3 separate regions of the Mus musculus genome follow, and regions 2 and 3 are each linked to region 1. A link is a loop called in an ENCODE intact Hi-C map of the cell type or tissue named here. Cell type or tissue: left cerebral cortex. All regions are shown on one strand. Each heading gives the region's core, and the rest is flanking DNA. Links, peaks and the distances in the headings are about the cores only.

Region 1 (8,394 bases), core at 2,052-4,551:
GAATGCCTTCTTGATGTCTGAATAAGTCCTCTGGAAGAACATAAAATGCACAAAATGGAATAGCACAATACCAACAATGGGTGAGGGCAGGTGTACAACCAAGTCGTGGTCAGGGCGTGAGGTGAGTGAGAGCAGGTCTGGCCCAGGTCTGGCTTCCAGGAGGTAGTGTTGGGAACAGGAAGTCTGAGTGCTCCCATGCATCTGTGAGGCTCCCCAGGAAACTGGTGCACAGCTGTTAGCTGACTCTGTCCCTGGGCCTTCAAAGGACTCAAAGATTCATCACAAAGACCACTAAAAAAGTAGAGGCAAAAAAGAAATTCCCACTTGCCGCAAACTATCCCCCTTTTGGGTCTCCTATCTGCGTGGAAAGGGTCTCTGGTGGCAAGTGAGTGAAGGAGTTGGCGAATGACAAACAGATACGTAACGAGAGAATGTGTTGAATCTGAGTGTAATGTCACAAAGTGAACAAAGTCTTATATAATACAGAAAACAAAGGGGTAGGATGTCACAGCAAGCAAAGTACATCGAAGTTATCTGACACAAAACAGAGGAATAACCTCAAAAGGACTTACAGGAACCAGGTAATATTTACAGTAAAGATAAAACAGCTCTGCCTAGGGTCAGCTGATGACACCCTAGTCACAATTTGTGCTACTCCTTTGAGCCTTGTGAAAGCTAGTACCAGGGGGCTCTGCTCTAGCTGACCTTCTCATGAATAATACAATATCACAACCCCCCTATTTCCTAGGCCTTAGTAAATTCTTGCATACGGAGGTAACTTGGCTGTTCTTTTAAGTTTCTGTAGGGAATCTCCATTTGTCAGAAGAATTCACCAACTTGCTTCTAATATGCAATGTAGTCTGCTATACCTGGCTGTAATGAAGAATCTAAGTATACTTTACTAAACTTGCTCTGAGATTTCTAAGTCCTCTCCAGTAAAATACTGTAAGAAAGCATGCAAGACCCTCCGTGGTATTGCAGGGACAAATCTGGGCCATTCCTAGCTATGAGAATGCCAAGGTTCCAGGAGGCTGAGTTTCCTTGAAACTCTTTGCCTCAGGACTGCTTCCAGGTTTTTAGGCCTGCCAAGCGAGTCACTACTGGAGTGGATGTAGCACCTAGTGTGCTGTGGGGAGATGCTCTAAGGTGACCCCTGTCCTGCACTTCAGGATGCTGGCCATCTTCACCAGTTTTTGCACCTGCAGTAACCTAAAAATATTTTGATGATAACCCAATCATAACTTTTAGGAAATTTTGTTTTTAAGAATAGTATTACGCTCACAGCAAAACTAAGTGGAAAGTACAGAGAATTTTTTATAAACCACCTGTAGTCTCCCCTCCCCCAGCCTGAAACCTGCTTGCTCAGGGGTGGAGCTTCCCGCTCAATTTTTCTGCCACACCCACTGCTGGAACCTTCGGCTTTGCTGTTCCGAAGCCATCACGTGATCACCCTGCTACTGGACTCCAAGATTATTTGGTGGGAATTGGGCCCCTCCCGCTTCCTTCAAAAACGGAGTGCCGAAATAGTAAAAATTGAACCTTGAGCAGAGACCTTTGTCTTGGTTCCTTCCTTATCTCGCGCAGCCCAGCCCCTCTTCTCTTCCAGGTTTCCAAAATGCCTTTCCAGGCTAGAACCCAAGTTGTGATCTACTGGCCGGACACAACACCACCTTCCTCAACATACACAGCCATATACACATGCTGAGTGAGAAAGAGAATGAGATATAGCAAGAGAGAAGGGGTTGGTAGAGGAAGAGATGGGTGAAGGAGGAGAGGAAGAGAGAGGAGAGGAAGCAGGAGGAGAAGGGAGAGAGACCTTGTCAGCATCAGCATTTCCCATCATTGTGGCACAGATATGAAGACTGATGAACCAGTTTTGGCACAATTGTCACCTGAAGTCCAGAGTCTCTTTCTCTTGCTTCTGTGAATTCTGAGTTTTGACAAACGTATGATAACAGAGATCAACCACTATTGCTTCATAGCGAATAGTGTGTGACAGGACATGGAAAAACCCCAGAAGTGCCAAATTCCCAGTCTTTACAATGAACAATAGTTCCCTCCAGAATCTGCTTCACTCATTGTCTCAGGCTCAGGGGTACCAAACTCCAGTCTCCTTGATAATTGATGATATCTGTCCTCACTCTGAAGAAGCTATCCAGTCATCCCCCGTCTCCTAAATCTCAACTGTAGTTTTTTGTTTGTTTGTTTGTTTGTTTGTGGTTCTAGTTTGTTTTTTAAGAGTTTCACTTGTGTGTCTGTGTGTGTGTCTGTGTGCCTGCCATAGAGACCATAAAATAGTGTCCAATCCCCTGGAACCAGAAATGCAGCACCTCACATGGGTGTTGGGAATAGAACCGGTGTCTTCTGTAAGAACAGCAATGGCCCTAACAGCTGTGCAATCTCAATAGCACTGGGGTTTTACTTTTTTGAGATAGGTCCTTCCTGTACAGTAGGTGAGCCTCTAATTTGAGATCCTTCTGCCTCAGTACCTTGAGAGACAATGTGTGCATGACCATGGCCAGCACAGCTCCAGACTATAATGAATACCATTTAATTTATTGCTGAAGGATACTAAAGCTTGTTGATTCATGTGCTGTAGCAGACAGTTTTATAAGTTTCCAAGTTCTGGAAACTGAGCTAACTACTGTGAGTATTCATGTGCAGATATTTTGTTGCATATGTCAGATGAGTTTTCAGCTGATTTAGGTATCCAGAGTGCAGAGACTTCCAGGAAGTCTAGAGGAAGATTAGAGACTGCCTCTCTGTGAGCCTGGAAAGAAGTTGATTAGAATAAGAAAATACAGGCCATTTCCCAGGGAAGGAATCACAGAGCTTCAGAAGTGCAGCAGGGAATGAAAGGGTCCCTGAAAGGGGGAAGAGAGGGGCACTTGATGCAGAGAAGTGAGCAAAAGCCTGGGTCTCATCCCTGCAGTTTCCCAGGAAGCAGAGGGAGAAGAAAGAGCTTCCAAAGGTGAGCAGGAGCAGAGATGGGCAGTCCTACCACAGGACAGGTCCACAGCCCTCACAAGCCCTGAACCCAGCTGTGGGTTTGATTGAGCTGATTCCTCTGGGTGATGAGTCAGCAGGAGAGAAGAATCCCATTTTCCTACTTGTAACTCAAAGGCCTCACACAGAAGCCATTTTGAAACAAGGCCTCAGTTGAGCCTTCCAGTCTTCACTGAGGAAAAGCCCAGAGATACAGCTTTGGGAAGGATGCAGACCAGGCACTAGGTGGAACAGACAGCAGGAGGCTGGGTTCAGACTGAGCACACAGAGGGAGAGAGTCTAGCCTTGCCCTCAGAGTCAGGACAGACCTCAACAACTATCAGTTAAGACTGGAGGTTGTACCTCTGTGCCTGAGCCAGTAGGTGGAGCCAGTTCTGGCGATATCATTGCTCATTGTTGTAAAGCCTGGGAATTTGGAATTCTGGGGTTATACGTAATAACCATACTGAGTGTCTCTCTAACATAGACACTTTTAATACGGAAAATTCACTCTGAGGAGATAGGATTTTGGGGAAGTAGGGAAGAACATTGCTGAATGAAATGGCATTCCTAGCAAAGAGAAGCAGAATTAGAGATTCAGTGGTGGTGACAGGTCTGTAAGTATAGCCTGGGAACAGAGGAGCATGTCCCTGCAGAGTAGAGTGGGCTTCTGGGGTGTCAGGAGGCTCAGGCCACCACTGTGCCATCTTTCCCCTAGCAATATCTGTGGCCACTGCTCTACCACTGACCCTGACAGCAGCGTGCAGCCCCTTCTGCCACAGCCACTACCACCACCACCACCACCACCACCACCACCACCACCACCACCACTTCTCATGTTGCTCACCCTGCTGGGGCGAGGAAACCTGTCCAGGAGCTGCCTATGTGCCGCAAACACATGTTTTAGCCTGGAATATCAGCACAACAGTGGCCATTAAGAACAAGATGGTATATAGCAGCCTACCCCCTGGAAACACTGCCTAACCACAGGATCACCCTGACTCTGAGCAACAGGACATCTGAGATGAAGAATGGTTGATTTCTGGGTTAAGTCTCCTAGAAAGACCTCCAAGATCCATGCCACTCCACATTGATGTTCATTACCTCTGGAAACCATGAAGTCCACAATCTTTGCTGCCTGTGCTGCTATGTGCAGGGAAACATCTTGCAGTGGGATAGATGACCTGCAGACTGATAACTGAGAATGAGAGACAGGGGCCATTTCTATAACAACCTCCCCCAACCCCAACAATATACAGGCTAGATATAAAGCTACTAAAAAGAGGTCTTAAGAGTTTGTGTAGCCTCCTGAGTGATTACTTGTAAGATAAGGGTTATTTTGAAATAAGCTATCCAAGACAGGAAGTAGACTAGGGATGTTGATATAGACCGAGGCTAAAATTGCACCTTGAGACTGGAAGATCTGAGGGAGCTTTTCAATTCATGAGAGAGAAGTGTTCTAAGAAAGGAACCAGCCATGGGATAAGTATCTGGACCAGGAGAATATGGGAAATCTTAGAAGCAGACAGGAAGCCCGTGTGGCTGAAATAGTGAAAACAAGTACAGTGTGTGTGTGTGTGTGTGTGTGTGTGTGTGTGTGTGTACAAATTTATAATCCCAGCTGTGTCTGTAGCTGTTTTAGAGCACTTGCCTGGTATACATGAAGCCTTAGATCCTTATGCAGAAACCCAGGAAACAGAACACACCTGTGATCCCAATAGGAGTGCAGGAAGAGAGATCAGAAGTTCATGATCGTCTTTGATACAAAGGAATGATAGACCAACCTGCATTACATCATGAGACACCCTCTCCTAACAAAACAAAAATCACAGCACATAGCACCAAAATGAAAAGTAAAATGATTATCCTAAGTCCATTCAGTAAAGCCTACTATTATTAAATCTCCCCAAGCCATCATGTCTCTCCTGGCAAATGGGTGTGAGGGCAGCTTCCAGTCACTCAGAAGGTGATCATCCAGGCGTTTTACCTGAAACAGGTTTATGACATTGTCCTCAGCATCTTTAAGAAGACTATATGTGGTTGGTTGGTTGGTTGGTTGGTTGGTTGATTTACTTATTTGGTTTGTAGGAGTAAAGACACTGTCAAATTTCACAACTGTTCTGGAAATGCTTTCTTGAACAACATTTTACCCTCTAGTTGAAAGATGGGAAAGTAGTCATATCCAGTTTCCTATTTTATACAACTCCCACACTTCGGGAGCCTCCTTGGACAATTTATTAACAACTGAATGCTGAACCCAGGTATGGAGAAGCTTGGCTTCAGCCCTTGAAAGATCTCCTCTCACCAAGCAGCTTTGGCCAGCCTAGAACTCTCTGCATAGCCATGCCGCCATACAATGCAGATCCACCTTCTCTTGCCTCCCCATTACTGGCACTAAAGGAGTGCACCACCATAGCTTGCACTCCCTAAACTTTGGAAACAGAGTCTATGAGCTAGATTTATTTTTTTCAACTCCCCCATTCTTATGGGCTCCTAGTAAACATTGGTTAGAACGATGTTAGTTAATGCCTTCCAGGAAGTATAACAAGAGACAGATGTCCCTTCTGCCCTTATTCCAGGAATTCCTGGTCTCTCCAGTTCATTCTGCTTTCTGGAATGCAGTTTATTTTCCTATAAATCTAGAGGGCTGGTCCAGGTGTTGAAGTCCCCCAGGCTTACAGTCACATCTAAAGTAAGGATCTTTGGTGCAGATGGAAAACAGCCCAGGGCACACTAGTGATGCTCTCACAGGCGCTCCTGTAATGTTTATTCCAGTGAGCAGATGCTATCTAGTGGGTGGGTTGGAGAACTGGAGACTCAGTTTTTACAAAGAACAGGTGAGAGTGTGGCCAGGAGATAAGGATGAAATTACAAGAGAGACTTGTCTTCATCCATAAATAGCTCTGAAGAGTTCATGGGCAGCAGATGACCAGAAGGAGAGACTAGCAAGAAGTCACTTTCCCCTAAGTACAGGTAAGTGGGGATGTCTACTGCCTTATGCTGAAGAGAAAGAGTCAGGATAGTGTTCCTTGGAGTGTCTGTACCATGTGGAATTACGTGAGAAGTGATGTGGGGTTGAACGTGGGACATTAAACAGTGGTGCTTGAGCCCTGAAACATTAGAGTAACTTAACCATCCAGTAGGGTTCTGTGGATTCTTGCAAAGTGAATCTATGTTTGAATAGAATAATGGGTTTTCATAGACGACTATGTGATGATATTTTGCCAGTGCAAGTACATGGACAGCTTTTAGAACTGGGATTTTTTTTTTTTTCTATGACTAGGAAGTCGTTTAGCTGATTAACTATCAAGGAAAATTTTTTTTGTTGTTGTTTTGTTTTGTTTTTCGAGACAGGCTTTCTCTGTGCAGCCCTGGCTGTCCTGGAACTCACTTTGTAGAGCAGGCTGGCCTCGAACTCGGAAATCCACCTGCCTCTGTCTCCCAAGTGCTATGATTAAAGTCGTGCGCCACCTCGCCGGACTGATTTTTTTTTTTTTTTTTTTTTTTTTGTGGATCTGACTAAACGTATGAAGCTCAGGATGAAGTGACTTCACCCACTGTCTTAGTCAGGGTTTCTATTCCTGCACAAACATCACAACCAAGAAGCAAGTTGGGGAGGAAAGGGATTTTTTGGCTTACACTTCCATACTGCTGTTTATCACCAAGGAAGTCAGGACTGGAACTCAAGTAGGTCAGGGAGCAGGAGCTGATACAGAGGCTATGGAGGGATGTTCTTTACTGGCTTGCTTCCCCTGGCTTGCTCAGCCTGCTCTCTTATAGAACCAAGACTGCCAGCCCAGAAATGGTCCCACCCACAAGGGGCCTTTCCCCCTTGATCACTAATTGAGAAAATGCCTTACAGTTGTATCTCATGGAGGCATGTCCTCAACTGAAGCTCCTTTCTCTGTGATAACTCCAGCTGTGTCAAGTTGACACAAAACTAGCCAGTACACCCACTGAGCCATCTTTCTGGTCCTTGATTAGCATCTTCCTTCATTGAGGAAGCCATCCACCCACAGCTTCTGCAGACACCCCTGAACCCCACTCATGTCTAAGCTGACACCCTTTACTTCCATTCCTCAGCAAAAATCCTCTTCCTTTCTGTCAAAAGAAAAAAAATCATCCAAGAGTTGAGGCAGAGGGATGGAGAAATCAATACCTTGTTTCAATAATCTTCAAATCATGCAAATACACACATTGTTTATACTTTCTGTTTATTCTTCGAGCTGAGACTTATTTTGTACCCCAGACTGGCCTGGATCACATTGGAATCTCCTTCTCTTAGTCTACTGACTGCTAATATGGTCCACACACATCACTCTGTCTTATATTTTCATTTGATTTTGACATGTCTTCAGGTGTCTCAGTCTGACCTCCACATTACAAGTGACTAAAGATTACGTTGATCCTCTGACCCTCCACTACCAAAGTTCTTGAATTTCATACAGGCAGACACCACTGTTCCTGGTTGTTCTGATGTGGAAGACTGAACTAGAAATTCATACCCACGAGACAAACTGTCTAGCATCTCATACACCCAGTTCCCATACTGATAGTTTTATCATTTAGAAAGGAAAGGGGAAAGAAAACTTAGCATCTTAACAAGTATTTTCCGTCCGTCTTGAGAAATGGAGGCATGGCTTTAGGGGTTAAAGGTCAGTTTTGAGACAGGAATGTATCTCATAATAACATACTCAAACCCCAGATATCTCCTCCAACCCTGTGGTGGGAGAGGCTCTTCCCTCCTCCGCTGATAGCCCCTCCCCTCATGCACAGCTCAGGCCTGAGTACCTAACTCATCCCCTGCAGACCCCCAGCCTACAGGAAGTCCTTGTGCTCTGCCTTCTGAGCCCACAGACTGAGAGTCTTGATTCCTTCCACCACTTTGCTCTCTGTTGTCTCTTCCACAGTGAACTCCTGCAAAGACTCTAAGGTGCCCTTGCTTGTCAGCCTAGCAGTCACAGCAGTCCTCAGAGGGCACCAGCTCCTGGGACCCCCACACCCCAGCAGTGGCTCTCTGTGTCCTTGGGGAGAGGAAAGTCCCCACAAAGTGGCTCCTGAGCCCTGTCCCTGCTGTATCCCCTGTTCTTCTTCATGGCTGTTCCTCACTGTCCCAGCTGCCCTGCCCTCTCCCCTGTCACAGGCACTCTCCTGCATCTGAACCTTTGCCCTCTCTCTCTTCTCCCCTCACAGCTTTCTGGTTGGCTAACCCTCTTCAGCCTTGCTCAGATCCCTTCTGTGTGACAGTGTTAGAAGACATTTCAGCCTGACAGTGCAGGGTAAGCTGCCCCCTGCCCTCCAGCACGGCCCTGAAGCTCCCTGGCCTTGCTGGATGCTTTCTTTGTAGTTTATCAGCACTGTTCATGTGTTCATCCATGCGGGAAACAGTGAATTCTATATTTTTGTTTT
Region 2 (8,394 bases), core at 2,714-5,213, 200 kb after region 1:
ACCCATTGTAGACAATCAAGAACCTAAAGAAACAGAGCACGATTCAGAACAGAATCATGAACACCACCTTCCTCCTGCTGCCCCCAATTAGTGACTTCAGAATATGTTCTTCCTTTTTCTGACAGTACACAGTCCAAGACAAGATGATCTTAGATTTTAAAATTAACATTTACAGCAGTGAATAGCTATCAATTATGTTCTAATTAAATATTATGTTAACATCCATGTATTTTCCTTTATTTCCTCAGGGTTTTCAACAGTAGTTAATAAAACAAAAGCTACATCTTTTTCCTCTATAGAGAATGTCTGAGGGAAATGGAAGCTGGGACAGCCCACATTAGCTCTCTATCTACTGGGGCTTGCGGGAAAAATCTTCAGATATAGGCCACATTTCAGTGGAAGACAGGCACCCACAATACCAGTAATGACAAAAACAAAACAATCCTTCCAGAGCACGGAAGACTTGTCAATTTCTCAAAAACAGACCGGGCAAAGTATACTGGGGGGGGGGGGGGGAGAAGAGCAGGGCAGGGTGTGAGGGAGGGAGAGGGTCTTGTGACATTTGTTACTGTGTCATGAAACTTCACTGATGAGAGAAAAAAGTACCAACCTAAGACCAGAGCAGCCTGATCAACACAACTACGATGTTCAGAAGTTCACTGTGGGTTCAGACCATATTATCTTCAAGTTTCCTGATAGGAAATACACCTTGAAAATTGAGAACGTGTTGACCACCCAAGACAACAGGTGTGCTAACTCACCCGATAGGGACAGATGATCCTGGCAAAGAGAAAATAAAGCAAAGCTTTATGAAGATCTGACGGTGGGGGGGAGAACAAAAAACAAAAAAACTTCCTTGTTAGGCTAATGGGATAGAGCAAGGAAGGTACAGAAAGTTGCACACCAAAGACTCTGCCTTCCAAAAGGTTTGCCCTTTGTCTACTTTGTGATAGCACCACAATTATGATTCTAACATTCAAGTGTAAAGACAGGTTCTGTAACTCACAGTGGACAATGGCAAGGTCATTTTTACTGCAGAATCACCGTTTAAACTACTTAGTCACTGACTCCCAGGTACCATGACTTCTTCACAATACTGCTCTGGTCCTACGGCCTGCTGTGTCCTGACTCTTAACTGTATTCACCCACGACTGCAGGTTTTTATCAGATAGTTTGTTTAACTGAATCAGACTTAAAAATGCTGAATTGTTATGTTTATTGCAGTGAAGATAACAGAAGTGAGAGCCTTGTTGCCCTAATATCTCTAACTATACACCCAAGTCGAGATATGCAAACTTTGTCTATGAAGGAAATTCTGAGAACACAAAACAGTATCACTTAGAAACCCTACTATTTTTTTGATCTCTTCAAGTCTTTCTCACCTGTTAAAGAGCACTCTTGCTGCCTGCCAGACTTCACGTGATGGTGAAGTAAGATCTGCTCTGCTTGTTTAGAAAAGGATGCTAGCACTAAGGACTCACATATTCTAGGTAATCTGACAAATGTAAAGCATACAAAGTGGAAAAACAAGCAGCAGAGTCCACCACAGGTTTGGCAGAGGACTTTATTTACTGTTATTTTTAAACATTTTTTTAAAAAGACCTAAACTGGGCATGATGGTTCCCGCTGTAGTCATGATGGGTCATGCTGTAGTCCCTGTGACTGAGAAGCTCGATAGCTCTAAGTTCAAGGCCAGTTTGGACTACACAGTGAGGCTGGGCCAGCCGGTGCTAAAGATCCATCTTTAAAAACTAAGTAAATATTTTTAAAATATATAAAAGTGGGAGTAAGATATGGTAGTGGTCTGTGAGGTATTAGAGGAGTGTGGAAGCGGGTATGATCAAAACACATGTGTGTTTGTGTGTGTGTGTATAAAATTCTCAAAGAACAAACATATTCTGAGAACTAAGGAAAAAGGGTCTGTATTTAGGGTGCTTTTATATGGTACATGATATACTATTTTTTCATGTCTGACTCCTTTTGGTAGGCATATGTTGGAACCTACTCTGGAAAAGAACATTTATATGCAAATGTCATATGCCTTATTTATTATTCTTTCCCATAATCAAACTACATATGGTATCTATTAATCTCATGTCGTTCACTTTCCTTTTTACTGTACAGTGGTCTCCAAACCCAAACACTTAAAACTCTCTTTACATCTTGACAAAAATCACCATTGTTGCTGGGCAGTGGTGGCGCACGCCTTTAATCCCAGCACTTGGGAGGCAGAGGCAGGTGAATTTCTGAGTTCGAGGCCAGCCTGGTCTACAGAGTGAGTTCCAGGACAGCCAAGGCTACGCAGAGAAATTCTGTCTCAAAAAAACAAACAAACAAACAACTATAACAAAACACCGTTGTTAAATTTCATATTTCAAATATTTTCCAAGGTTTCTGAAGGAAGCCACATCTTACAGTATAGTAGAGTTAGTATAGTACAGTTTTCTTAACACATTAGCAATTTTTACATCTTTTCTACATAAATTTAAAACCTAAATCCCAACATATATGGTCAAAATAACCTTTGCTTTTTCCAATTTAAGTACATTATACAATGAGAAGATTCTTGAGTGCTTTCTCACACTGATGTACACTGCCAATACCTTAAATCTGAGGGAAGCAACTCCAAATTCTTCAGATTGTCTAACTGTTAGAGCTAATTCAGGGTGTATATACCTAGAACACGAAAGTCTACTTGTAGCCACTTCAAGTCAACACCTGGCCTAAATTTCATCCCCCGAAGGCTTTTGAAGTTGGGGATCTGCGCTTCCCTTAGCCACACCCACACTAAACCCGCAGTTTCCCGAAGGTTTTTAGTAAGTGACAGATCCGCATCCTCACTCCAATCATCAGGACGGTACGACTACTCCCAATTTGACTATAGAGACAAGAAGCCAATTCCCAACGTGCAGAAGGGGGTGAATTGTACAACGGGAATCCGCATTAGTTTTTTCGGGCGCAAGTGCAAACCCCCGTAACTTGGGCATCCCGCGTTAGAGCGGGCCACCTTACAGAAACCGCCCATTACCGGTTCAAACTGAACTTTTCAAAGCCGCTGGAGGTCGTGACTCGCTAACACTAACAAGATCCAGTGTCTCGTGGGTGCTTTTTTTTTTGGGAGGGGGGGGGTCCGCAAGCTCAGACACTTGGCTCACTTTGTCCCCGTGACTGGGTCCCCGCGGAAAGTCTGGTACAGGATGAATCCGGCTCCGACCCAGGCTCTCGCTCCCCTCCCCCAGCCCCCGCGCTCCCAGGCGGCTACTGTCACTTTACCAATGGCGACAGGGCAGGCTAAGACCACGACATTATAAAAGCCCGTGGCGTGGGGACGAGAACTCGGACCTCCCAACCTCCCGTCTGGCTTGTCGTCCGGAGAGAGCGGTACTCGGTGTACCTTCGGCCGGCCGCCTGCCTCAGGCCCCGGGGAGGCTTCGCGGAGGAACCGGGAGGAAGGCTAGCCCGGGCGTCCCAGGCTGTCCCGCGCCGGACTTCGGCGCTCCACGCCGGGAGAGACGCAACCGCGGGGGCGGAGAGACAGACTTAGGCTGCGGTCGCCAACCGCCGCCGCCCGCTCACCTCAGCTCTTTCTTGCTTTTCCGGTAGTGACTTTTCCTCAGCGCAGCGGAAGCACAAGTTCCGGTTGCCTTCTCAGGAAGAAGCCTCTGACGCGGGCCTCTCATTGGCTACCAAGGCTGTCCTATAGCAGGTCCTACTCCCGCCCTAAAGATGTTGCACATGCGCACTTTCGCATCTCCTGCTTCTCTCGGGAAAGATCCGCTGTCTGGTTTCTTGGTCAGGTCAGGAGAATACTTCTTCGTACTTTTTGTTAGTAGAAGAAAGTACTCTCTAGTAATTCCATTCCTTGCAGCCCCCACTTTTATACGAGACTTTTAAAATTAAATACTTGCCTTATGTAAAAGTCAGAAAATACAGATAAGCAATATATTTAAAAATTATACTAATGTAATCATCAAAAATGTTTTTTAAAAGCAAGATTGTACTCTATGATATATTCATATATATGGAGATATTTGTGAACATGATTAAGAATAACATCCTAAACCTTCATTTTCCCCCTTCCATTCACTTTTATTTTCATTTAGGAATTCAAAGATGTCTATAACAATCCTTCCACAAATTGACAAGTGAAAAAAACTTAATATAATTTTTTAAAATGGAGGGAGTGGGTAATTTCACTGTGTAGCCCAGGCTGGCTTCAGATGTCTCTTCCCAGCCTCTGGAAAGCCAGAGGTATAGAAATGAGCCATCAGGACTAGCAAGAAATATTTCCATTTTGGCCTTTCCCTGAGGGAGAGGAGGAGGGGGAGGGAGGAGAGAGAGAAGAGTTGTTAACAGATGATATGGGAGTCGTAAGATGCAGTGTTGCAAACTAAAAGTAAGATAAACAGCTCTGCTTCACAAACAAGAATGTCTCAGTTTCTTCCTTTAAATATGTGGAGCATTGCAGGCATAAAAACAAAAGAAGAGTCTACTCACTACCAACTTCCATAGTTATATGAGCCCCATCATTTTGTCTCTAGTCTGGTATGAACCTCTAAAAGGTAAGGGCTCTTCGTTTTTTCCTATACCCACAGATTTATTATCTTACTGAAAGTGTACTAGGGGTTATTACACTGATAGAATGAATGTGTGTATGCACATGGATATATATGTATATATGACTTATCCGAGTGACTTACAAGATGCAGTTCAAGTAGTCCAGCAATGGCTGTCTCAGCCCTGAAAGGCTGAGAATCCTGTAGTTGCTCAGTCTAAGAGGCTGGATGTCTCAACAGACCCCCACCTGGCATTGGAGACCTGGAAGATTCCTGGAGAGCCACAGGTCTTCAGTCCATGTTGGAATCCCAAAGAAGTTTGGTTCTAATACTGGCAAAGGAATGGCACAGCAGTGGTACAGATGAAGTTGCCAGTGAGTGTTAGAGCAAGCAACCAAAGAGCAGTTTCCTTTCTTCATGTCCTTTTATCTGGGCAGCCACAAGAAAATGCCACTCAGTCTTTCTGCTTCTAAAGATTAGCCATCACCCAAAGATAAGTTCATGGGTGGAGAGCTTGCCTAGAATAATACATATAAGACAACCCCAGTACTACATAAGGGATAGCCATGTCATGTTAGGGACTGGTTAAAAATACAGTTTAATGAATACTTTGTTTTGTCTATTATTGACTGTACTTGCAAGATCTGAATGTTAAAGACCCAAATGTAACCTCAGTGCATGGAGGGTAAAAACAGAAGGATCTGAAATTCAGAAACTCAAGGTCATTCCGGCTACATAGTTTAAAGTCAGCTTAGGCTGTGAGAATTTGGAGGGGTAGCTTTTAAAATCAACTTCCATATCAATATTTGGATTCAGATGGTCTCTGGTTCCAATTAAGAGCTGCCCCTTTCTAACTACCAATGTCTTTTAATTGGTTTGTAATCTTTGCATTGTTTCCCCCATCAATGTTCTTTTTAAACAACTCCATCCATTTTTAACATGCCTGAATCAAGTGTTCCCCTGACTCCACTGTGTTCTGCACCAGAGACTTGCAGTTCTCATTGTACCCAATCTGGCTCAGTACTTGGCATATTTGGTATAGATCACCCCAGGACTTAGAGCTATGAAGCTACTTCTCAGTCAGAAGCCATCCATATGACACAGGTAATACCATTCATTCAGATCCTGGAACCCCCTCACCTCTGTACTTCAGACTCTACTCTGAACTTCAGCTTTATCCAAATGCATTACATCTGTTTGCAAAAGGTGTCCCCTTCTTCCAGTACTCCACTGAATCCACTATACCAACCTCTTGCATTGGATTTATTTTACAGCGTTTCAGATATAAGAAATTTGCTACCACACCCACTACTCTGTTGTCATTCATTCTTACCTCAATTTCTGCAAAGCCTCCCAAATGGTTTCTTTGCTTCACTTTTGTCCCCCCTTAATCTTCTTCCCACACTGTTATGACATAGAAGATTTGACTCTGTTCAAAATTCTCCAAGGCAGTTTCTGTCACATATAAAATAAAATCGAATAACCCTACCATGGACTATAGAAAGCTCTACAAAATGATGGTCCCCCAAACCTTTCAACATATACAAAGCATCCTTCATAGTGTTTGCCTACAACTGAAGTCATCTTGATGTAGCATGTTTACTCTATTGTATTCTCCATCGGATACAAGTTGATGAGGGTAGAAATGCTTCCCATTTCATTCATGGCTGTATTGTCAGCACCTAGAACAATGTCTGAGATGGGCAAGTGTTCAAGAACTGTTTGGTAAGTAAATAGCGAAATGAATATAACTGTCTCCTGTACTGCAAGGGGATATTTCCTAGTCCCTAGCCAATACTTGAAAGCACAGATAGTTCCTAACCCTGTAGATACTAAGTTTTATTATACCCACCTATAATAAGGTTTAATTTATAAATAAGTACTGGAAAATGAGCCACTATAATAACAAAATAGAATAATTATGAAAACATACTGTAATAAAATTTTGTAAGTGTGGTCTCTGTCTATGTATCATATCATTAATTCGAGTAAAGGAAATACTTCATGACCTTTCATTGACATATGCAAATAACCAGATTGAGACCTCTCACACTTTGGGGCCACAATTAAGTAAAAGAAAGATTACTTGAGCACAAACACAGCAATAATGTAACAAAATCTGATAATATATGGTATCTACTAAGAGGCTACAGGACAGCTACATATAATAGCATCTATACTCTGGACAAGGGGGTAATTCACAACTTTGACAAACCAGACTGGATACTCTGTACCATTCTCTTCAAACTGATGAACCCTTTAAAACACGATTTAAAAGTTTATGCATGCAATTTTCCACTTGGTATCTTTGCATCATATTTGGCCATGAGCAATTGAAAGCAACCCCTTAGATAAATGAGAACTAGTATATGGTCATCAGTTTCAAATAGAGCTTTCATGTGACTTTACTAGAGAGACAGCGTCTGCATAGCCATAGCTCTGCAGCGTGACTTTCCTCTCAGGGTTTGCTATCATAATCTCCGGATTGTGAGCATCTCAGTTCATACTTGAGTTTTTGTTTTTGTTTTTGCACTCATTTTTTTTCATCCTGAGATAAAATTCTGGATGTGGCCCAAAGTGCCAGTGTCTTACAGCTAGTGAGTGACATCATTGAGGTAGAATGTCAGCCTCTTGAGTCTCATTTTGGTGGTCTTTTCAGTAAAATACAAAGTAACGGTGCCTAAGAAATCCATACCATGATCGGAGCTGGTGGAAATATGGCTGTAATAAACACTTATTTTTTATGTAATATTTACTGCATTTGCAAAATCTGAATGGAAAATTTAAACCTTAAATTTAACAATGAATACATCTATACAATACATCTTTATGATGTCTCTCCACCATGCCAGGCACTGTTTTAGAAGGATAAAGACATATATCCAGCCTTCCAACAGAGAGACATAGACAAACAGGATGCAAACATAAGAACCTCGAATAGTGATAAAGGCTGTGGGGACAAAATAATGCACATGTGTGATGATGGTGTGGGCTCAGGCCAGCTGCTTTGCAGAGGGCACTTAGGGGAGGGACAGATGCTGACTTTGGCAATCAGCTGTGAATATGGAAAGAGGTGAATGTTGCAGGGGTAATGGAAACAGCAATTGGAACAAGACCGAGGTCTCCATGATGGTCTTGAGTTAAGAGTCTGAAAGGAACCTAGTGCACACTCCCTATAAAACGCACATCCATGCCCTCTCCCCACGCACAGGAGCGGGTGACTGTAATGTTAACACCTTTGGGTTGTAATGGCTCTGCGTCTCAGCTTGCCCTGGTTAACTGTGCTTTTGCTTTGCCATCCTGACTGATGAGCAGCAGTTGAATTTGTCATTACTTGGTGTTAAGGGATCTTTCCTTTAGTTATTTGCTGTATGCATCTTGAAAAACTGCTTGAGTTTTTTCACTCAATTAAAAAAAATGGCTTGCCTTCTCTGTTGGAGTTGTGTGAGTACACACACATAAACACACACTCACATACATGCTAAGTATGATAAATTATTTACTGAATATATGTGTCATAAATATTATTTAGAACTTGTGGCTGGTCTTTTAACTTTTCCTAATAGTATCTTTTAGACAGCAAGGGTTTTTAGCTTCAGTAAGGTCCTATCAATTCCTATTTTTTAAGATTTATTTTTATTACTTATGTGTACGGGTGCTTGCCTACATGTATGTAAGCACACCACATGCATGCCTGGTGCCCACAGAGGCCAGAAGAGGGTTTTGGATCCTCTGGGATTAGAAATACAGATGGTTGTGAGTCACCACATGGGAATCAAACCCAGGTCGCCTGCCTGCAAGAACAACATGTGCTCTTAACCACTGAGCATCTCTCCAG
Region 3 (8,394 bases), core at 2,202-4,701, 180 kb after region 1:
TGCATTTTACATACCTGACCCTATGTTAAAGCCTAACCTATCTTAAAACACATAAACACGCACATATACATCTTCTTAAAACATGTGTACAACCCAGTGGTTTCTATTCCTGGCTTACCTAAAATAGATTGTTAGGTAGGAAAAAAATTCAGAATCCATCTCTATATAGACTCTGGTTTCTAGGTAGGGCGCAAGCACCAAGAGGAGATGGAAAGATGCCGCAGGATATTTGATCACGCTGTGAACTCTTGAGATTGTGTTGTTTACTGGGCAAGCCTGTTTTTAGTTGAGGCGTGACTCAGCCCTAGCACACACCTTTAATCTGAAAGCTTTCTGTTTAGTGTGAACAGGATTAAATAAAGTCAACAACAGGACAAGAGGCAGAGCAAGCAACCAGTTGACAGGGAGTGAACATAGGAAAAAACCATAGAGAGTGAGAAGAAGTCAGGAGGATGGATAGAGAGATGCGCAGGAAGTAGAAGGGAGGGGCATTCCGTTTGAAGAGTTTTTGAGACAGTGTAGAGAGAACTTCCTTTTTCTTTTGGGACATCTACTGCGGAGGAAGGTCAAATGGGTTCTTTCGCTGTCTCTCTGAGCTAGCAGGCTATTACCCCAGCATCTGGCTCCCTAGTCTTTATTGGTAAAATTGAACATTTGAGACTTTATTAAAAACAACATTTGGTGCCTAATGTGGGACACCATTTGTAGCCACAGTCTTTTCTACCTGGCCTCTTTATTTCCAGAATAATGGCTCTGAAACTTAATTATATATGAATAAGTACCTAGACCATAGCTTTGGCATGTTCTCCGACTGGCTCATAACTTATATAACCCATTTATTTTAGACTATGTCTGCCACATGGTTGGTTACCTCTTCTCAGTTTCATGTATCTGAATTTCTCAGAGCCCAGGATGAAATCTCTTGCCTCTGACTCTCTTCCAGAGTTCCAAACTCTCAACCAGAATTCCCACCTATTACTTCCTGCCTTTTGCTAATAGACCACTAGCTTTTACTTGACAAGTGATGCCTCCACACACTACACAAGAGATTCTCTCTACAGAAAGATTGTAAGAGCCAGAGGTAATAGATAGCTTCGAGGAAACGGGACTACTCTACATATAAGTTCATGGAGACAATGATAGCACTCATAAGACTTGCACAGACTCAAACCAGATGAAATCCCAGCACTGGAAAGGGGAAGGAGACCGGAGCGCCCACTCCTCTAAGAAGCTATTTGCAATTGATGCCAGCTGGGAAATAGAAAATCCAGTTCTCTCCAATGGAGTGTCACTGGGCATACCAGTCACATTCAAGAGTAGGTCCCTTACCCAGAAGTAACATACTCCATTTGATTTTGTGCACTTTGTTTTGTCAGATATTTTTCTATTATTGATTATGCTTGTTTGTTCTGAGTTTTGATTTGTGTGTGTGTCTGTGTGTTTGAGAGACAGAAAGAACACAAAGTTGTGTGAGTAAGAAGGTGGAGAAAATCTAATCAGAAGTTGGAGGAAAGGAAAAAATATGATAAAAAATATATCATAAAAACAATTAAAATAGATAGAAAGCAGAGACTTTCCATGTGATGCTCATGATCAGGCAGGATTGTGAACCCTTGGTCTAGGTCTTTCTTCCTTTTCTGTAGACCATATCCTGGAGTTCAAACACATGTGGAAGCTATACCACTGCATTTCACAGGGGAGGCCTATTAATCCATGTCTTCCCATCCCATCCCAAGGTCTGTAGCTAAGGAAGTCAGATGTGAGCATCCTCTATTTCTATGAATTCATGACTCACAGGGATGCTGACGGACAATGATAACATGGAAAGGTCTACTCACCTGCTTTGATGTCTAATTTCAGTTCTAATTTTTTATCATTCATAAGACCAGGGAACTGTATCCTGCAGCAGTAGGTCCCATGGTCATCCAGAGTCACATTCTTTATGATCAGAGACACGTCTCCTTTGTTGAGATCGCCCTTTAGCTGGTATCTGCTGGATTTCTGATATGTCACATTTCTTTCATCAGTTCTGAGCAACTCGTTGGTACACTGTGACCAAGGACAGAATCCCTTGCCCCAGCACATAGGCACAAGTGCCCCAGGTGTAGATAGAGTGTAACTGCAGGGCAGATAGGCATTCTTACCAACCTCAAACACATAAGCATTTTCCAATGACCCTATAAAGTAAGGAAAGGAGGTCAGTACAGTGAGGGTCCATTTCTTCAAGCAATGCATCACAGAATAAATGAGGAAACTATGGCTGCCCTGTTGGGAGGAGGATTGGCTGTGCCAATGATTCTCTGATTTGAGAGGCAGAAGAAAATCCCATTTAAACATTTATTAACATTGCACAGGCCTGTCATTCTGGAACTCAGCAGGTGGAGACAGGAAAATCCTAAACTAGAGGCCAGCCTGAACTTTATAGCAAGTTCCAGGCTAGCCAAAGTGATAAAACTGTCTCTCAGAAAAGAAATGACCAGACCAGGAACGATGACTTAAGCCTGTCATCCCTGTAAAGAGCCTGGGGAAGAACTGTAGTGAGTTTGAGCCAGCCTGGGCGACCTAGGCTCGTTCCCTAAAATGTGTGCCTCCATTGGACTGAGATGGGACGTGAGAACTTGCATTTCTCTCAGTTTCCGTGTGTTGTGGGGTCCTTGACACAGGACATCCCTCCTCCTTTTTCAGAATAACAGCCCTCCAATTATGAGCCAATGTGACTCCAGAGCTAATGGAGTTAACATTCAGAAAAATGGGCATTGTTGGCAGGAAAATAGCTCACCTAATCTAGACTAGTTGCCTGTTAATTAGCATAGGAAAGGTAACTTCATTCTTTCCCCCTCTCCCCCTCTCCTCCTCCCTCTCCCCCTCCCTCTCTTCCCCTCTCCCTCTGTCATGAATAGAACCCCTGACAAAACAAAACTAGTAGCTTGCATATTTGAGATTCCTCATATGTTTTATTGAAGTTTAAAATAAATTCCTTAATAATAACACACACACACATCTATGACAATGCATTCAAAGCACATGAAAGTTATGTGCAAGCATGACTGCAAGCATGACTCCTCTCCCAACTCTTCACATTTCACGGCTTCCCTTCCTAGAGCCCAAACATTAAAATACGTCCACATACAACGCTTGCACACATGATTGTTTGCCTTGGTTTTCTCTGTAGCACTGTGAATGCCAACAGTCTATATGAGGCTCTTCAATTAAGCTCACTGCTTGTGTTACTGTTATGTCTCATTTATTTACCCGGTCCCCATTATTGGACATTTAGGTTGCTATTACAAACAGCATCACTATGACCATCCTGGTATCTTTGCCTTGCACTCTGAAATCATCCTCCAATTGAAAAGGCCCAGGCCCAGACTTACTTGCAAGTAGTAGTTGCAGCAGCAGCAGGACACAGTTGAGGGTAAGACCTGAAAACATGAGTACTTGGCAGGGGAAATCCAAGGACAGCTCTGTGTAGGGATAGCTTTAGCTCCTCGGTTAAAATGGTACTTCCTCTAACTCCTGAGTCCCCAGAATCACGAGTGCTAACCACACCCACAGAGGCCAGCCTGCTCCCCAGGATGTCTGACCTCCAGTGATTACCACGTTAGTACTGTTAATCTAGTCACATCAGAGAATGTTCCAGTTCTGTGTAATGACACACTAGATACACCCTGCAAGGCACTCTGAGGTTTATTACATGAATCAACAAAAAGGAAGTCATATTTCAGAGATAGAAAAGCATTAGTCATGGCAAGAGGAGAGAGTATTCCAATGATCTCAGATAAAATAGCCCGAGATGGTCCATGTACAGACCAGGCCAGTTATCAGGGAACAAAATCCTCAGCATGTCACTCATGTGTTCTGGTGTAGTCAGGTCACTCTCCATTAATCAGGCCTGTGACCAATGTTCTTGAAGCACCTGCTTTGAACCAGACGCTGGACTGGGAGCTAAAGAATAAATCAGTGAAGTTCAGCATGGCGGTGTATACCTTTCATTGAGACACGTGGGAGGCAGAGGCAGGCAGATCTCTGACTCTGAGGCAGGCTTAGTCTACAGAGCAAATTCCAAAGCAGCAGGGGCTCCACAGAGAAACCTTGTCTGGAAAAAAAATTAACTAATTAACTAGGTAGCTGAGTAAATACATAAAGTGATAATTGTTATAGCCTTAATCTATGGACAACTTGAGAGCTCAGCTGTCATCCCTGGTCTAATACACTTTAGAATGTAATCTATCAGGATACTGTATCTGGCGTTTCTTGTTTATAGTGGTATTATGAAGTAAGGAGATTATCAAAACACCATTACAGGTGGTGGGTGCACACTGGCAATGCCAGCACTCAGGAGGCTGGGTTAGGAGGGTCACTGACTATGAGGCCAGCCTGAGCTACATTGCCATTCTCTGTTAACAATACTGAAGAAGTTGTGTCAGTAGTGTATGTGGAGCTTCGCCGTCGTTCTGACTTTGACCTTCAAACATTCAAAATCTTCTACTTAGGAAACACATACTTCCTGCCGCGATGCTTCTGGCCCACCGTTTGGACAGAGAACTGAGTAGACTTCTGTATTCCGTTGCATTCCATAGCATATACATGAGGAATTCCCTCTGTTCCCCTGGACGGAAGGGGGACTTTGAACATGAATCGCCAGAATGCATTAAGTTCCAGCCATGACATTTATGGCCATTTAAGACTTTAGCACTCTCAGCCATTAACGAGTGACATTTATCTAGACACCTTCAAAACCAAAGTTTTCCCACAGAGGGAAGTCAGTGCCCAGGCTGTGTAATTTCTGAAAACCTGGTGGGTTTCCGCTGTGTCAGCCCTTCCTGAGAGCCCCCTCCACTTGTCTTTATGCCTTAAATGTGTTTAATCTAAATATCTGCTGGGAAACCCTGCTAAGACATCTAACTTGCTCAGTGTGTGAACTTCCACAGAATCATGGAGTGAGGGCTACTCAAGGGATGCTTATTTAATGTCCTTGTTCTACAGACAACAGAGACTCAAGAGAATGGCAGATCCAAGGCGTGTGCTTAGAGTAATTACAAGTCCCCTGAGCCCTAGGCTTGCTCTATAAATTATGTTGCATGAATTTAATGTCTTTTCTGTCAGCGTATATCAATATGAACAACTTGCAAAATACATTTCTGTATAATGGAGAGAGGATTAAACCTGAAGTGTGTGTGTGTGGGGGGGGGGGGTTGCATATTGACTAAGGCTCTTGGGTGTGGTTCCTAGTGCACCAGCGTGAAGTTCTGTGTCTTGTCACATTTACTGTCAGGACCTAGAATTGCTGCTGAAACCAACTCTTACCGCTTTGCTATGTCCTGCTTGGTTCTGTTTTGTTTGACATGAGGTCTGATGTAACCTAGGCTGACCTGGAATTCATTATGTAGCCCAGGCTGGCCTCAAACTTCTCATCCCCCTTGCCTCTACTGCCCAAGTACTGGCATTTTATATATATGTCCCACGGTGCCCATTTCTGTGAGAAATGCTGTAAAACACTGATTTTTTTTAAATTTACTAAAGCGCAGCCATGGAAGAGTCTATAGAGACCACCTCGTCCTTGGTCTGTTTGTGAGGCACTCAGTTCTGAATTTTTTCATCTTATTTTTTTTCTTCTTAGTGGGTTTTTTTGTCATGTTAAAACACAGAATCTGCATCATAAATGACAACATTTAGCAATAAACATACGAGGGGGAAAAATAGACCCCACTATGGAAATACTTCATAGTTTCAAAATTACAGTCCTTGAAGGGTTTTTGCCCATACATATGAGTATTGCCTAAAGCAATAGTCAGTGTTTTATTGAGTCATTTATTTAAAAAAAAAACTGAAGTGTTATTTAATTCATCTTCTTATTGTTGTTGCTATAATTTTTAGTCACTTATTTTTTGGTACAGAGTACCAACATGTATGTCAGAAGACAACTTGTAGTCAGCTCTCTCCTTCTACCTGTGGGTCCTGGGGATCAAAGTCAAGTTTTTGCCTTGATGGTTAAGTTATCTTTACCCACTGAGCCATCTCCCAGAACTGTCTTTGTTAGAGTTTCTATAGCTGGGTTGAAACACCATGACCAAAAGCAAGCTAGGTAGGAAAGGGTTTATTTGGCTTACACTTCCACATTGCTGTTCACTACTGAAGGAAGTCAGGGCAGGAACTCAAACAGGGCAGGATCCTGGAGGCAGGAGCTGATGCAGAGGCCACAGAAGGGTGCTGCTTACTGGCTTTGCCTCACATGGCTTGCTCAGCCTGCTCTCTTCTAGAACCCAGGACCACCAGCCCAGGGATGGGACCACCCACAATGGATTGAGCCCTGACCCATTGATCACTAATAGAGAAACTGCTTTATAGCTGGATCTCATGGAGACATTTCCTCATTTGACGCCTCTCTCTCTCTGTCTCTCTCTGTGTCTGTCTCTCTCTCTCTGTCTGTCTCTCTCTCTCTCTGTCTCTCTCTCCCTCTCTCTCTCTCTCTGTCTCTCTCTGTGTCTGTCTCTCTCTCTGTCTCTCTCTGTCTCTCTCTCCCTCTCTCTCTCTGTCTCTGTCTCTCTCTCTCTCCTCTAGCTCATGTCAATTGGACAGTGCAAGGCCCTTGTCCGTTTTCTATTATATGGACACTCAGAAGAGGTAACATAAAGAAAAGTGTTTTATAGGGCACTGTTTTGGAGTCTCTGAGTCAAGGCATCAGTGTGGGTTAAGTTCTGGGAGGATCTCATGGAGACTGGCATCACAATAGGGGAAAGGTAAGCCTGAGAGAGAAATCACATGGCGAAGCAGCAAGCCAAAGCCAGGTAGAGAGCCTGGCTTGCTGTCTGTAACAACCATCTCTCAAGAACTCATTCAAGTTCCTACAGTAACTACTTTTAGTTCCCCTAAGGGTATTGTCTGCCCTGAGACCTACTCAATTTCTCCCTTGGCTTCACGAACAGGAAGGTCTCATCATCTTTCAAATACACAGTCTATTTAAGAACAAACAACATCCAAGAAAGCTACCTGTTCAAATGTGTAAAAAAATTACAGAAATAAATAAAAACAAAAACAAAACAAGAGGCGGGGTGGCGCCGCGTCGCTCGCCTTCACCAGCTGCCATGAGCGAGCGCCTCCGCCCCAGAAAAAGGAGAAGAAATGGCAGTGATGATGACAACCACCCTCCTCCCCAGACCAAAAGGAGCAGTAGGAACCCCATCTTCCAGGACTCCTGGGACACAGAGTCTTCAAGCAGCGACAGTAGTGGGAGCAGCAGCAGCAGCAGCATCAACAGCCCAGACAGGGCCAGTGGGCCAGAGAGCAGCCTGAGCCACACCATCCCCGGATCCTGCCCCAGCACCCCCACACACACGCCCCCCAGCCGATGCCTGAGCAGTCTGCACTATGCCAAGGCCCTTACTTCCACATCAACCAGACCCTGAAGGAGGCTCACTTTCATAGCCTACAGCACCGAGGCCAGCCGCCGACAAGATGCTCCTCCGGCAGTTTCTTGCCTTCTGTGAAGGGACAGCACTGTGCAGACTGGATATTTCAACTTAATGATTTGTTTTTAAAAGTTGCACACAGAAGAAAAAAAAATGCCTATCGGTTTTCCGTCTGTATTTGAGTGTGAGTGCCGGGTCAGCAGGTGCTACTTACTCAGGGTTTTGCTGCACTGTTGCGACTTCGGAGGGGCTTGGGAGCAGTTTTTTATAGGATTCTTTTAGAGGATTCTTTTAAGAGAGGGCATCAGATCTACGTCGTGGCAGTGTATGAGGAAGTCTCATCTGACCGATTTCCACATCTGTCAACTAGATGCTGTACTGTATGTAAAGAGCCTCTTAAAAATGCGGGATCTTAATTTTTTTAAATTCAATAAACTAGTAAAGAATATCTAGTTTCCACGGGGGGGGACGGACCTGTAAGTTTTCTCCCTAAATATAGGAAGCTTGACTCAGTGTTGCACTGAAGCTAACTGCCGTCCTACCTCTTAGTATGTAGATGTCTGTCTATGGGATGCTCTCCCTTGGAACAGAACAGCCGTCCACTCGGAAGACCAGGGACGTTAAGCACATTTCCAAGTTGCGGTCTTTATTTTACATTTGAATTTCCAGGGAGAATATCACTTCCATATCTTATTTTCTTCTAGTCTGTACCCCAGACGCTATAGAGAACATTGCGCAGTTCTCAAGTCAAGAAATAGCTAGTAAATGTTATGAACTCGTGTATTAACAGCTTAACTGCTAGCTCCTTGCGGTGCCCATAGGCAAGGCAGTGGTCAGTGCAGACCAAGTGCAGGCTGCCTGCTAACACCTACGGCACCCCAGCCCTGCCGGGGGCCCACATTCTGTCATGGAACTGGAAAGATTGGTGTGGTGTAGAAACGCGAGCAGAGGCACCTCTAGGAAAAACAATGCGCTAGTATTTATT

What was found. Hi-C counts contacts between places; a loop is a spot of excess contacts. Peaks named below come from ENCODE experiments on the same cell type or tissue, not always from the same donor. Only the 100,000 strongest peaks of a DNase experiment are listed, where the experiment ranks them.
Region 2: it touches region 1 in a loop (3-fold over the local background); 11 of 42 quality-filtered maps call a loop at or near these places.
Region 3: a loop joins it to region 1, with 2.1 times the contacts of the local background. A loop is called at or near these places in 11 of 42 quality-filtered maps.

Annotation. Positions count from the first base shown.
Region 1 is chr11:46,626,789-46,635,182 of GRCm38, reverse strand. It overlaps Dppa1 (developmental pluripotency associated 1), which reads left to right and starts at 5,909. Exons shown (of 6, transcript NM_001163358.1): 1 at 5,909-5,958. In left cerebral cortex, for the core only: a CTCF peak has its summit at 3,366 (motif pointing right); a DNase peak (open chromatin) is centred at 3,362.
Region 2 is chr11:46,432,192-46,440,585 of GRCm38, reverse strand. It overlaps Med7 (mediator complex subunit 7), which reads right to left and starts at 3,625. Exons shown (of 3, transcript NM_025426.3): 1 at 3,395-3,625; 2 at 611-780; 3 at 1-23. The coding sequence starts at 6. In left cerebral cortex, for the core only: no CTCF peak of the experiment used is centred there; DNase peaks (open chromatin) are centred at 2,903 and 3,684; H3K4me3 peaks cover 1,508 bases; H3K27ac peaks cover 1,258 bases.
Region 3 is chr11:46,450,039-46,458,432 of GRCm38, reverse strand. Havcr2 (hepatitis A virus cellular receptor 2) reads right to left here and starts at 3,502. Exons shown (of 7, transcript NM_134250.2): 1 at 3,375-3,502; 2 at 1,839-2,177. The coding sequence starts at 3,432. It also overlaps the pseudogene Gm12168. In left cerebral cortex, for the core only: no CTCF peak of the experiment used is centred there; a DNase peak (open chromatin) is centred at 3,566.